Linked DNA regions of Homo sapiens: regions 2, 3 and 4 are each linked to region 1. A link is a contact called in ENCODE Hi-C or POLR2A ChIA-PET data. All regions are on one chromosome and are shown on one strand. The core of a region is the stretch at or near the end of the contact, and the rest is flanking DNA. Distances in the headings are between cores, read along the strand shown. Region 1 holds the start of ATXN7L2 (ataxin 7 like 2). Region 2 holds the start of RBM15-AS1 (RBM15 antisense RNA 1). Region 3 holds the start of KCNC4 (potassium voltage-gated channel subfamily C member 4). Region 4 holds the start of CLCC1 (chloride channel CLIC like 1).

Region 1 (2,519 bases), core at 10-2,509:
CCTAGGGATCATCTGTGGGTCTCAGGTTGAGATTCCCTGCCCTCAGAGATTATTCTTGAAGTACTTACACCTTCCCTGGATGAAAAGGAGAAGAAAATCTGAGGTCTTGCTCCCCAACTTGTTTTCCCCTTAGCTAAAGGGTCAAGCGTCGGGGGTGAGGTGTGAGAGGTTGAGGAGGAAAAAGGATTAGTATTACTTTTTTAATGCGATGGCGGCGGGGGGGGGGCGGGAAATGGAGTAGGCAGACTTTTGTCTGATTGTGTGAGGGTGGGAAGAAATGTTATCAGCTGAGAAGATGAAAGAAATGGATGATTAAGGTACTTTCCAGACCTTAGCAAGGAAGATGACAGCTCTGATGAGAAATCTCCCTATGCCGAGGCTTCAGAAGCAGCCCTTCCAGCAGAGAAAGTATTCATTAGAAAAAGAAGGCAAAGTGATGGATGGAGTCAGGGTCCAGCCAGGGTTTGGGAAGAGGCTGTACAGGGTATCGATCGCAGTTCTCAAGAGAAGAGAGACAGATCAGCAGAGATGCTGCAAACACCAGCTGCCTCGGGGCCACCCCAGTTCTGGGGCTGGCTCTGGCTCGGAGACAGCCTTCTGTCATCCTGTCATCATGACAGGTGATCTTGGTCAGCTTGGCCAGGTCCTCTCAAATCCAGACAACGCCACGCCAACCCTCTGCTCTGCATCAGGGCAGCGTGGGTTTCCCACAGAGGAGGCACGACACGGGAGCCGAGGCCCTCCCCCACACCACCCCTGTGTCCTTCAGCACCTCCTACAGACTCCCTCCCCTTGCCCTTCTGATTCACAGCGCCCACCTCCCTGCACCTACCCTATTCGATCTACAGGGGAGCGGAGTCGCTTCGTGGCCGCCAGCCCGGGAAGGGGCGCCAGCCAGCTGGCGGACGCACGGCTTAGAGGGGCGTCTGGGCAGAGAGGTTTGGGGCTGGGGAGAGATGCAGTGAGCTTGGGAGAGTGGACTGGTAGCACAAATAATGTGTGCATAAGGGTTAGAAGAGGAGGTCCTGGAGCTTTGGTCTTCTCTTTTCCCCCTGCAATTGTGCATTTCGGAGGGACTCTTGCTGCAAGCTCGGTAGGCAATAGCATCCGCTCCAAGACTACACTTCCCAGAAGGCTGTGAGTGGGTGGGGGGGGGGGGGGCGCGGGGAACAGGCAACCTGTGTTGCGCTTGCGCAAAGACTGCGCTGGAAAGGCAGGTGGGGAGGAGGGGAGGCGTGCCCGCGACGGGGCGAGGGGGAGGGGGCCGCGCGGCGGCGGCGCCAGGGCGGGCGCGCGTCCGCGGCGGTGATGGCGGTGCGTGAACGCGCGGCGGCAGCAATGGCCGCTCTGGAGCGGCGGGTGCCGAGTCTCGATGACTTCGCGGGACAGAGCTGGAGCTCGTGGGTGGAGCGGGCCGACCTGCCCGCGGCTGACGGTGAGTAAAGCCACCCTAAAGTCCGGGGACCCCATCACTATCTCCCCTCCCCCCTTCCGGGCCCCCGCCAGCTGAGGGGAGCCGCCGACTGGAGCCGCCGTCCGGCTCCCCGGCCCCCCAAACAAAGGACCCGCCGGGTCCTAGTGCCCGCCCGCTCCGTCACCTTCGCGCCTCCGGGTCCTAGCGCCTGCTCACCGCTCGCAGCCCACCCTGCCAACCTCTGCCTCTGCCAGTCGCTAATACCTGCCCCCATATAGGCTTGCCTTTATCTTTCTCCTTGCCTGCTGCCCCTCAGCTCGCGACCCTCCTGCACCTGCCTCCAGCTTTCCCTGTCCGCAACAGTCCTCCACGTGTTTCCCACGCACCCCACTTCTGTGCCCCCTTCCTCACCCCCCTTGTTCCTTCGCCTTTTGCCCCACACCTCCTGCTCCTTTTCGGCATTTGCCTGCAGCTGCAGTGCTTTTAGACCCCCGCCCTCTCCGCGTTAGTTCGTCCGTCCATCCATCTATCCTCCCTCCCTCCATCCTTCGGTCCATCCATCCATGCCTCCAACCCACTGTCCTTTCCCAGGCCTCTTGCCCTGCCTCTTGGCTCTCTGCTCTTACTCTCACCTTCTCTAGGCCCCTGAGTGCCTTAGTGAGCGGGCCTACAGCCCCTTCTTCTGATCTTTGTCTTCTGGGCCCCAGGGAGCACCTGGCCTCGTGGCCTTTCGGGGTGACAGCAGGCATCACGCCCCTGAAGAAGTTTGCAAGTGAGAAGAGGTGGAGGAGGAGACTGCACGGAGGGGTCTCTAATGACACTTGTTCTCCTCTGAGACATCCGACTCCCAGTTTCGTTCTATCCATCATTCCCCGCACTTGCATTTAACGGACTTAGAGTGGGAGCTGCCCCTTGTCTCTTGCGTGCCTAACCCACGACCCCTCATAATCTGGATATTATATAAGATTGTCAACAATCTTCTCATCCTAGAAAGGAGCATATCTGTTAATGGGCATCAGAGAGCAGACCTAAGTGGGAGCCCAGGCCACCCTGGGGCTGCCCCATGCTGGGTGGGCAAAGATGGGGCCATTGTCAGGGTCTGGGT
Region 2 (2,519 bases), core at 9-2,508, 860 kb after region 1:
TGCTCTGTCCGCCACAGTAACGCACTATGGAAAGGAAAGTTGTACGGCGAACGACTGAAGGAGCCAAACGAGGTGGATCTGGAGCGGCCGCAAGGTGCCTGTGCTGCTGGCTTTTAACACACAATAAGAGTGCCAAGGGATACAAGAAGCCACAGGGGGAAAAACAAGTGACATATCTGCATGGAGCCTAAATTTCGCTTGGTGATTTTCAGGGTAGAAGCATTACATATTAAAAACACTGCTATTTTAGGGGAATACAGAATTTAAAAATCCACACAGATTCGCAACATAAAACATGCCGCCCAAAGACACGTCCGCGGTGTCCCGACAGTTCCGGCTCCGCCCGCGGGCCACGAGGCGGGGAGCGACGGTCACTCCCCTCGGTTACCCGGAGTACTTGGGCGGGAACGGGTAGCTCGCGGGAGAGACGGGCTCCTGGGCGAGGGCTGCGTCTTAGTCGCCCTGCTTCTTAGCTCTCGAGGTCCCGCGTGTTACGTGTTAGCACCGCCCGGGGGCGTCAGCATGACCCGAGGCTGCAGGAACCGTGAACTCTCTGCCCCGCGGGCCCAGGTGACCGCGGGCGGCGCTCTCCCGCGCGCGGGGGGCGGGGCTCCCCCCGGCTGTTCACTCAGCTACCACAGCGACGTAAAATGGTGTCCGCTAGGCGTCCCAGGACGGCTTCCTGAGGGACTGGAGGGCCCCGACAGCCGGAAAGCCTGCCCCGCCCCTTGGCCGGCACAGGTACGACGGCGGGGAGCTCAGAAGTTTCGAACTCCAAGGGCCGAAGCACAGCCAAACACCCCACGGAACTTAACAAATGTTTGTGGGGAGAACGCCGAAAACGCGGGGAGGCGGGGCTGGCGCACAGTCACCCTCTCGCGACATCTAAGTGACGTCGCACAGCAAGCACGTGTTCTAGTCTTTCACCTTCAGTCAGCCTCCTCCGTTATACAGGCCTACCCCTTTAAGCGAGTGATGGACAGTTATTTCAGCCTATCAACTTCCTTGCCGACATCCAATCAGATTTAAACTTCTTTTAGCCGCCGGAGGAGTTGGAAAAAGGGGGTCGAAAGAGGGAGCTTACCGTCTCTCGCGATATCGCTGTGAGCCTGCCTCTCTGGAAAAAACGCCGAAACTGATGGCCCGACCTCCCAAATAGTGGTTTAAAGGACGGGTTTATAAGCCAATGAAAGGGATAAGGAGGTGGGTTGCTGCTGTCACTGAGCAAGAAGTACCGTTACAGGGCAGACTTTTTGTCCAATCAACACCTCAACACTTTGGGTCACGTGACCGCAGAGTGCGAGGGGCGGAGCTACAGTCTGGCGCGAGGAACCGTTAAGATAGACAACAAATGTAACCAATGAGGTACTCCGACTAGGGGGTTGGGAACCCAATAACAGTGGTTGGGCGGGCGCCTTCCTGGAGCGCGGGGAGATGTAAAGATAGACAAATAATTTTCCCAATGAGACTGTAGAAGAGAGAGCAATTGGCCAATGAGGACTGCGGGGCGGGACCCTGTGCCGCGGCGGAGTCCAAGATGGCGGCGTGCGGTTCCGCTGTGTGAAACGAGCGCGGGGCGGCGGGTTACTCAGCTCCGCGGAGACGACCTCCGACGACCCGCAACAATGAAGGGAAAAGAGCGCTCGCCAGTGAAGGCCAAACGCTCCCGTGGTGGTGAGGACTCGACTTCCCGCGGTGAGCGGAGCAAGAAGTTAGGGGGCTCTGGTGGCAGCAATGGGAGCAGCAGCGGAAAGACCGATAGCGGCGGTGGGTCGCGGCGGAGTCTCCACCTGGACAAGTCCAGCAGTCGAGGTGGCAGCCGCGAGTATGATACCGGTGGGGGCAGCTCCAGTAGCCGCTTGCATAGTTATAGCTCCCCGAGCACCAAAAATTCTTCGGGCGGGGGCGAATCGCGCAGCAGCTCCCGGGGTGGAGGCGGGGAGTCACGTTCCTCTGGGGCCGCCTCCTCAGCTCCCGGCGGCGGGGACGGCGCGGAATACAAGACTCTGAAGATAAGCGAGTTGGGGTCCCAGCTTAGTGACGAAGCGGTGGAGGACGGCCTGTTTCATGAGTTCAAACGCTTCGGTGATGTAAGTGTGAAAATCAGTCATCTGTCGGGTTCTGGCAGCGGGGATGAGCGGGTAGCCTTTGTGAACTTCCGGCGGCCAGAGGACGCGCGGGCGGCCAAGCATGCCAGAGGCCGCCTGGTGCTCTATGACCGGCCTCTGAAGATAGAAGCTGTGTATGTGAGCCGGCGCCGCAGCCGCTCCCCTTTAGACAAAGATACTTATCCTCCATCAGCCAGTGTGGTCGGGGCCTCTGTAGGTGGTCACCGGCACCCCCCTGGAGGTGGTGGAGGCCAGAGATCACTTTCCCCTGGTGGCGCTGCTTTGGGATACAGAGACTACCGGCTGCAGCAGTTGGCTCTTGGCCGCCTGCCCCCTCCACCTCCGCCACCATTGCCTCGAGACCTGGAGAGAGAAAGAGACTACCCGTTCTATGAGAGAGTGCGCCCTGCA
Region 3 (2,519 bases), core at 6-2,505, 730 kb after region 1:
GTCTTGTTTTTCTCAGTTGAGCTAGGTACTGCCTGATCTGGAACTGGGAAGGTGCACAGGTGTCCAGGGCAGGTGTGTCATTCACCTTTCATTTCTGCCTCAAGATCTCTTTACATCATCCAGACAGGCATGGAGGCTGCCTGAAGCTGTAAAAAAGAAAAAAAAACCCAATGGGGATTAATATGAAGATGTAAAATAGGTTCTGGACTTAACAAAAACAAATGAATCTGGAAATTGCTCTTGGGATAGGGCCAGTAAAGTCCTGTTGGTGCCTACGTTTTGGGTATGGCAGCTTCTCAATCACTTAGCAAACAGGTTCTCAGAGGCAGGCACTGTGGGAGCTATCAAGATGAAAAAGCACAATGCCGCCTGCAGGAGCTCAGGGTTAGGGAGGGGAGAGGAGACATATACACAGGCAAAGTCAAATTGTAATGGGTAGAATAAGAGTAGAAACAGGAAGGGGTCATGAGGCAGGACACGGGCATTTCCTATGTGGACCCCAGAGCAATGACGAGCAAAGGCTTTAACTAATGACTTTTCAGGGCCACCCACCCACTCCACATCCATAAAACATTTCGCGATGAACACAGCCAGAGCTACGGTTTCCTTCCATCCGGCACAAGAAGCGCTTCTCTGCCCAAGGCCACCCCGTCCTCCATTCCATCGCGGGGACTTTGGTGGCTGGGACAGAGGCGGAGAGCATCAAGACCATGGGTGTCTTGGGCTACGTTGGGCCTCCGAGGCGCAGGATGCGGGGCGGGGTGGTCAGAAGGCCCCAACACGGTCCCTGGGAAAGGAGAGGGCAGCCTGATCCTCGCGACAGCGTCTCTACCCTCTTTCTTCCTTGGCCTTCCGTCAGCCGCAGTGAAACGGCAACAGTGCGACCAGCTTGGCGGGGAGGGGGCGAGGGACGAAGCAAGAAGAGCCGGGCGGAGGTTAGAGGTCAGGGGTCGAGAGCGCTTCGGTGTCAGCGGGCTGCGGTGGGAGGAGCTGCGGGCCCGGGGGAGGCGCGGAGCAGGGCTGAGGGGGGCGGGAGGGGTTGCCGGCGGAAGCGCGCAGGGGCGGCGCGCTGGGCTGGGCACTGGCGGCGAGGAGGTGACGCGCTTGGTTGGGGCTCGGCTCCGGGGAGGAAGACTGCGCTCGGTCGCCAGGGCCTGCAGTGAGTCGGATCGGCCCCGCGCTGCGCCGCGCCCCGCCCACCCCGCCCCGCGAAGGGCGCGTCTGGGCGAGGCGGGGCCCCGGAGGAAAAGGCGCCACTGGGGCGTGGCGGCCGCTGCCAGCGCCGGAGGGAGACCATGAGCCCCTAGGGCCCCAGCCCACCGGCGCCGAGGCGCCCCCTCCCCTATGCCACCTCGCGCCCGCCCCCTGCCGCGCGCGAGCCAAGGCCGGCGCCCCGCCCGGAGATGGGCAGACGCGTAGATGGCGTGGCTCCCAGCGCCGCCAGATCGCAGGAACCAGGCGCCGGGGCGTTGCGCTGAGGCTCCCTCTCCGCGCGGCCCGGGAAGCCTGCAGGTGTCCTTGGCCGCTCGGCCGCCGCCCCCGGTACACCTTCGCCAGTGCCCAGAGCCCGGCTCCCCAGAGCGGCCCCGCCCCCCAGGCTCGGCGCCGCGCAGGACGCCCCGTCTGAGGCACCCCCGCCCCAGCGCGGCCCCCGCAGCGCTGCGCCCGGTCCGGCGCAGCTCCCAGCCGCGGACGCAGGACCCGAGGCTCGCTCCTGCGGGCGCGCTTGTTTTCCAGCTGCCGCCTCGCCCTGCGCAGCCCCCGCCCGCCCGGCCGCCGCTCTCTGCTCTGCCCCGCCTGCCTTCCTCGCCCGGCGCTGGATTTATGAATGGGGGGAAGAGGCCACATGCCGCCGCCGCCGCCTCGTGTTGACCGCAAGCAGCCCGGGCCCACGGAGCTCCGGCTGCCGTGAGAGTGTCGGCCTGGCCCCGGCAGCCGCTCGGAGGACTTGTTGCTGCTGCGCTGCCGCCGCTGCGGGGAAGCCGGCTATTCCGGGGCTTGGTGCGGTCTTGGAGCCGGAGGGTGGCCCGTGTGAGCGCGAGCGCCCCGGACCTTCGCGGTGCGCGTGGACTGTGCGCTTCCTCGTCTTTGGTCGGGGTGAAGGCGGGGGCGTGTCCCCGGCCCAGAGCGTTTGTGTGTCCCGTCGTAGCGGGGGACCGCGTGTGTGCTTGCTTCTACTTCCCCGGGTCCTCCCTCTCTGCGCCTCCCTCTCTCCGGAGCTTCCTGCCCTAACCCCAACCACCTGTGTACCGGAGAAATCCAACTCCTCCCGCTCCGCGTCCTAGGGGGATAGGCAGGGGCAAGCCCAAGCCGCAGAGGGGGCCGCCACCGCCTCCTGCCTCCTCTTCGTCTCCTCCCCCTCCCCCGTCTGACGCTGCCTCCTCGGGAAGGGTGTTTGGAGGGCAGCGGCCGCCCCAAGCCGGAGCCCCGCAGCGCTTCTTATGATCAGCTCGGTGTGTGTCTCCTCCTACCGCGGGCGCAAGTCGGGGAACAAGCCTCCGTCCAAAACATGTCTGAAG
Region 4 (2,519 bases), core at 11-2,510, 520 kb before region 1:
CCAGGCAGTGAGTAGAAATGGGCACAAAAGAAAAAGTCTTTGGTTTCAACGAAAGCACATGAGTAATGGGAAAGGCAAGACTAACCTGGATTAGTAGAGTCAAATCCTGTTTTAGACTAGAAGTACCAGGGTATAAGTCGGGAGGCTGCAACTTATTTCGTATGCTTATGCAGTTTCTTGGAACCATGGCTCTCAAACTTGCGAATTTGCATTTTTAACAATTTCCCAGATGACGATAAAGCTAGTCTGGGAAGAACACTTCATAATCACTATTATAAAGAAAACCTGAATTGTTTTTCACCACCCAGTAATAAACCTACAGCTTATGGTGTGTCTAACTTTTTACACTCAAATCAGATTTGGAGCCAGGCGCAATGGCTCACGCTTGTAATCCCAGCACTTTGGGAGGCCAAGATGGGAAGATCCTTTGAGCCCAGGAGTCAGAGACAAGCCTGGACAACACAGGGAGACCCCTTCTCTACAAATAAAATTTACAAATTAGCCGGGCCTGGTGGCGCGCACCTGTGGTCCCATCTACTCAGGTGGCTGAGGCAGGAGAATCGCTGGAACCCGGAAGGCGGAGGTTGCCGTGAGCGGAGATAGCACCACCGCACTCCAGCCTGGGTGACACAGCAAGACTCCGTCTCAAAAAAAAAAAAAAAATCCATTTTGGAGGTTGTTTTGTGTCCGTTTTTGTTGTTGTTGTTAACTGTGTTAATTCACAGATTTGAAGTTTTAGAAAATTAACTACAACTAAATCCGAGCTATTCTGCTGACAGCATTTATTCAAATTATGCTTAAAGTTTTCAGAGATAACCAAAGCCAACAGAATTCAACGTGCGCTCAGGTCTCGCTTTGCCCTCGCTGTGCCTTCTCCGTAGGCCGCTCTCTGGGCCAAGCACCTCCCCGGAACGCGCGCAACCGCGGCGGACAGGCAGCCGCCGGCGCGGGAGCTGAGGTAGGAGCCCGGGGCACCCACAGGCCGCAGCGGACGCACGCAGCTAGCACGGTCCCCGCCCCGGGTCGCGCCTGCGGCCTCCCCAGCGTCTGCGCCGCGAGTCCGCTGGACCCGCCAGGGCGTAACGGCGGGTAACCCGCCCCACCCGCCGCACAACACACCCAACTGCACGGACTCACGTCCGGGATCCCCTGCCTGCCTCTCGAGGAAGACACCTGCCCAGGCCGGCCGCAGAAGAGGTCGCACAGCTTGCCGCCGCCCAGGGTTTCAGCGTGCTTCCTGGGCCTCGTCATCGAATTGTTCGGCTGACGGCTGCGTGTCCCTCCCCCGTTGCGGGCCGCTGATTGGCCTCGTTGATTGGGCGGGGCTAGTAGCGGGACCGGCCTCTGCGCGCGGGTTATTTTCGCCGCGGATTTTCTTTTACTTTTCATCTGCGGAACTCTTTCTGCGAAGGAAATCTCGCCTGGAACTCAAATATATACAACGGATAGGAAACCTATTTTCTTACTATTAATATATTTGATAAGTTTGAATGTGTAACATTCGCCATGAAACGCAAGCATGATTTTTTTTTTTTTGAGGCAGAGTCTCACAGTGTTGCCCAGGCTGGAGTGCAGTGGCGCGATCTCGGCTCGGCTCACTGCAACCTCTGCCTCCCGGGTTCAAGCAATTCTCCTCTCTCAGCCTCCCGAGCAGCTGGGACTACAAGCGCGCACCACCACATCCAGCTAATGTGTATTTTTAGCAGAGACAGGGTTTCACCATGTTGGCTAGGCTGGTCTCGAACTCCTGACCTCAGGTGATCCGCCCGCCTCGGCCTCCCAAAATGCTGGGATTACAGGTGTAAGCCACCGCGCCTAGCCACAAGCATAATTTTTTAAAGGGAGGATCACGAATGACAACTGTAGTTCTACTCAGGGCAGGACAAGGGAAAGGTCTGCACACTGTAGGGCAGTTGGAAGTAGTTTTGTTTTTGTCTTTAACTGCTGGCCTTGCAATCTCGGGAAACTGTGAAGATGGTAAAATTTACTATCTTAACCATTTTTAAAGGTACAATTCAGTGGTATTAGATACATTCACATTGTTATGCAACCATTACCACCATCCATCTCCAGCACTCATCTTGCAAAACTGAAACTCTGTACCCAGTAAGTGGTAACGCCTCATTCTTCCCCTCCCTCCTTCCCAGCGACTACCATTCTTTCTGTCTTTATGAATTTGACTACTCTAGGTATTTCATATAAGGACTCATACAGCATTTGTCTTTTTGTAACTGATTTCACTTACCATAATGTCCTCAAGGTTCATCCATGTGGTAACGTGTCAGAATTTCTTTTAAGGCTGAATAGTATTCCATTTTATGTATATACCAGTTCATTCAGTCATCTGTTAATGGATAACAGGTTGTTTCCACTTTTGGCTACTGTGAAATAATACTGTAAACATGGATATACAAATATCTGTTTTTTAACCCTTTTGGGTATACACACAGATGTTCAAATATCTGTTGCTTTCAACTCCTGAATATATATACACAAGTGGAATTGCTGGATTATGTAGT

What was found. A loop is a pair of places that touch in the nucleus more often than their neighbours do. ChIA-PET counts read pairs that join two places held with the same protein, here RNA polymerase II (POLR2A). Pooled maps may share reads with other maps.
Region 2: a loop to region 1 is called in a map of CD8-positive, alpha-beta T cell, with 21 times the contacts of the local background. The contact joins the promoter of RBM15-AS1 here to the promoter of ATXN7L2 in region 1. A Hi-C loop is called at or near these places in 3 of 168 maps with a recorded cell type or tissue (CD8-positive, alpha-beta T cell and naive thymus-derived CD4-positive, alpha-beta T cell), 7 of 37 single-sample maps with no recorded cell type and 18 of 50 pooled maps. POLR2A ChIA-PET finds 5 or more read pairs at or near these places in 2 of 52 experiments (CD4-positive, alpha-beta memory T cell and activated naive CD8-positive, alpha-beta T cell).
Region 3: a map of CD8-positive, alpha-beta T cell shows a loop between it and region 1 (11-fold over the local background). The contact joins the promoter of KCNC4 here to the promoter of ATXN7L2 in region 1. A Hi-C loop is called at or near these places in 3 of 168 maps with a recorded cell type or tissue (CD8-positive, alpha-beta T cell and naive thymus-derived CD4-positive, alpha-beta T cell) and 6 of 50 pooled maps.
Region 4: a pooled map shows a loop between it and region 1 (6-fold over the local background). The contact joins the promoter of CLCC1 here to the promoter of ATXN7L2 in region 1. A Hi-C loop is called at or near these places in 3 of 37 single-sample maps with no recorded cell type and 12 of 50 pooled maps. POLR2A ChIA-PET finds 5 or more read pairs at or near these places in 3 of 52 experiments (CD4-positive, alpha-beta memory T cell, OCI-LY7 and endothelial cell of umbilical vein).

What each region holds. Positions count from the first base shown.
Region 1 is chr1:109,482,646-109,485,164 of GRCh38, forward strand. ATXN7L2 (ataxin 7 like 2) reads left to right here and starts at 1,260. Exons shown (of 11, transcript NM_001350175.2): 1 at 1,260-1,435. The coding sequence starts at 1,309. RefSeq lists enhancers at 732-1,349, 1,350-1,969 and a silencer at 1,163-1,332.
Region 2 is chr1:110,337,913-110,340,431 of GRCh38, forward strand. RBM15-AS1 (RBM15 antisense RNA 1) reads right to left here and starts at 1,259. Exons shown (of 4, transcript NR_036595.1): 1 at 1,085-1,259. It overlaps RBM15 (RNA binding motif protein 15), which reads left to right and starts at 1,465. Exons shown (of 3, transcript NM_022768.5): 1 at 1,465-2,519. The coding sequence starts at 1,494. It overlaps LOC124904276, which reads left to right. Exons shown (of 1, transcript XM_047437983.1): 1 at 1-1,091. The coding sequence starts at 523. The coding sequence ends at 1,029. RefSeq lists enhancers at 144-333, 1,474-1,773, 1,804-1,923, 1,894-2,519, 2,004-2,453 and a silencer at 434-703.
Region 3 is chr1:110,209,059-110,211,577 of GRCh38, forward strand. KCNC4 (potassium voltage-gated channel subfamily C member 4) reads left to right here and starts at 1,256. Exons shown (of 4, transcript NM_001039574.3): 1 at 1,256-2,519. The coding sequence starts at 2,442. It overlaps KCNC4-DT (KCNC4 divergent transcript), which reads right to left and starts at 929. Exons shown (of 2, transcript NR_046546.1): 1 at 553-929; 2 at 1-146. RefSeq lists a silencer at 936-1,615.
Region 4 is chr1:108,962,224-108,964,742 of GRCh38, forward strand. It overlaps CLCC1 (chloride channel CLIC like 1), which reads right to left and starts at 1,261. Exons shown (of 13, transcript NM_001377458.1): 1 at 1,138-1,261; 2 at 86-246. RefSeq lists an enhancer at 337-456 and silencers at 384-678, 817-1,056.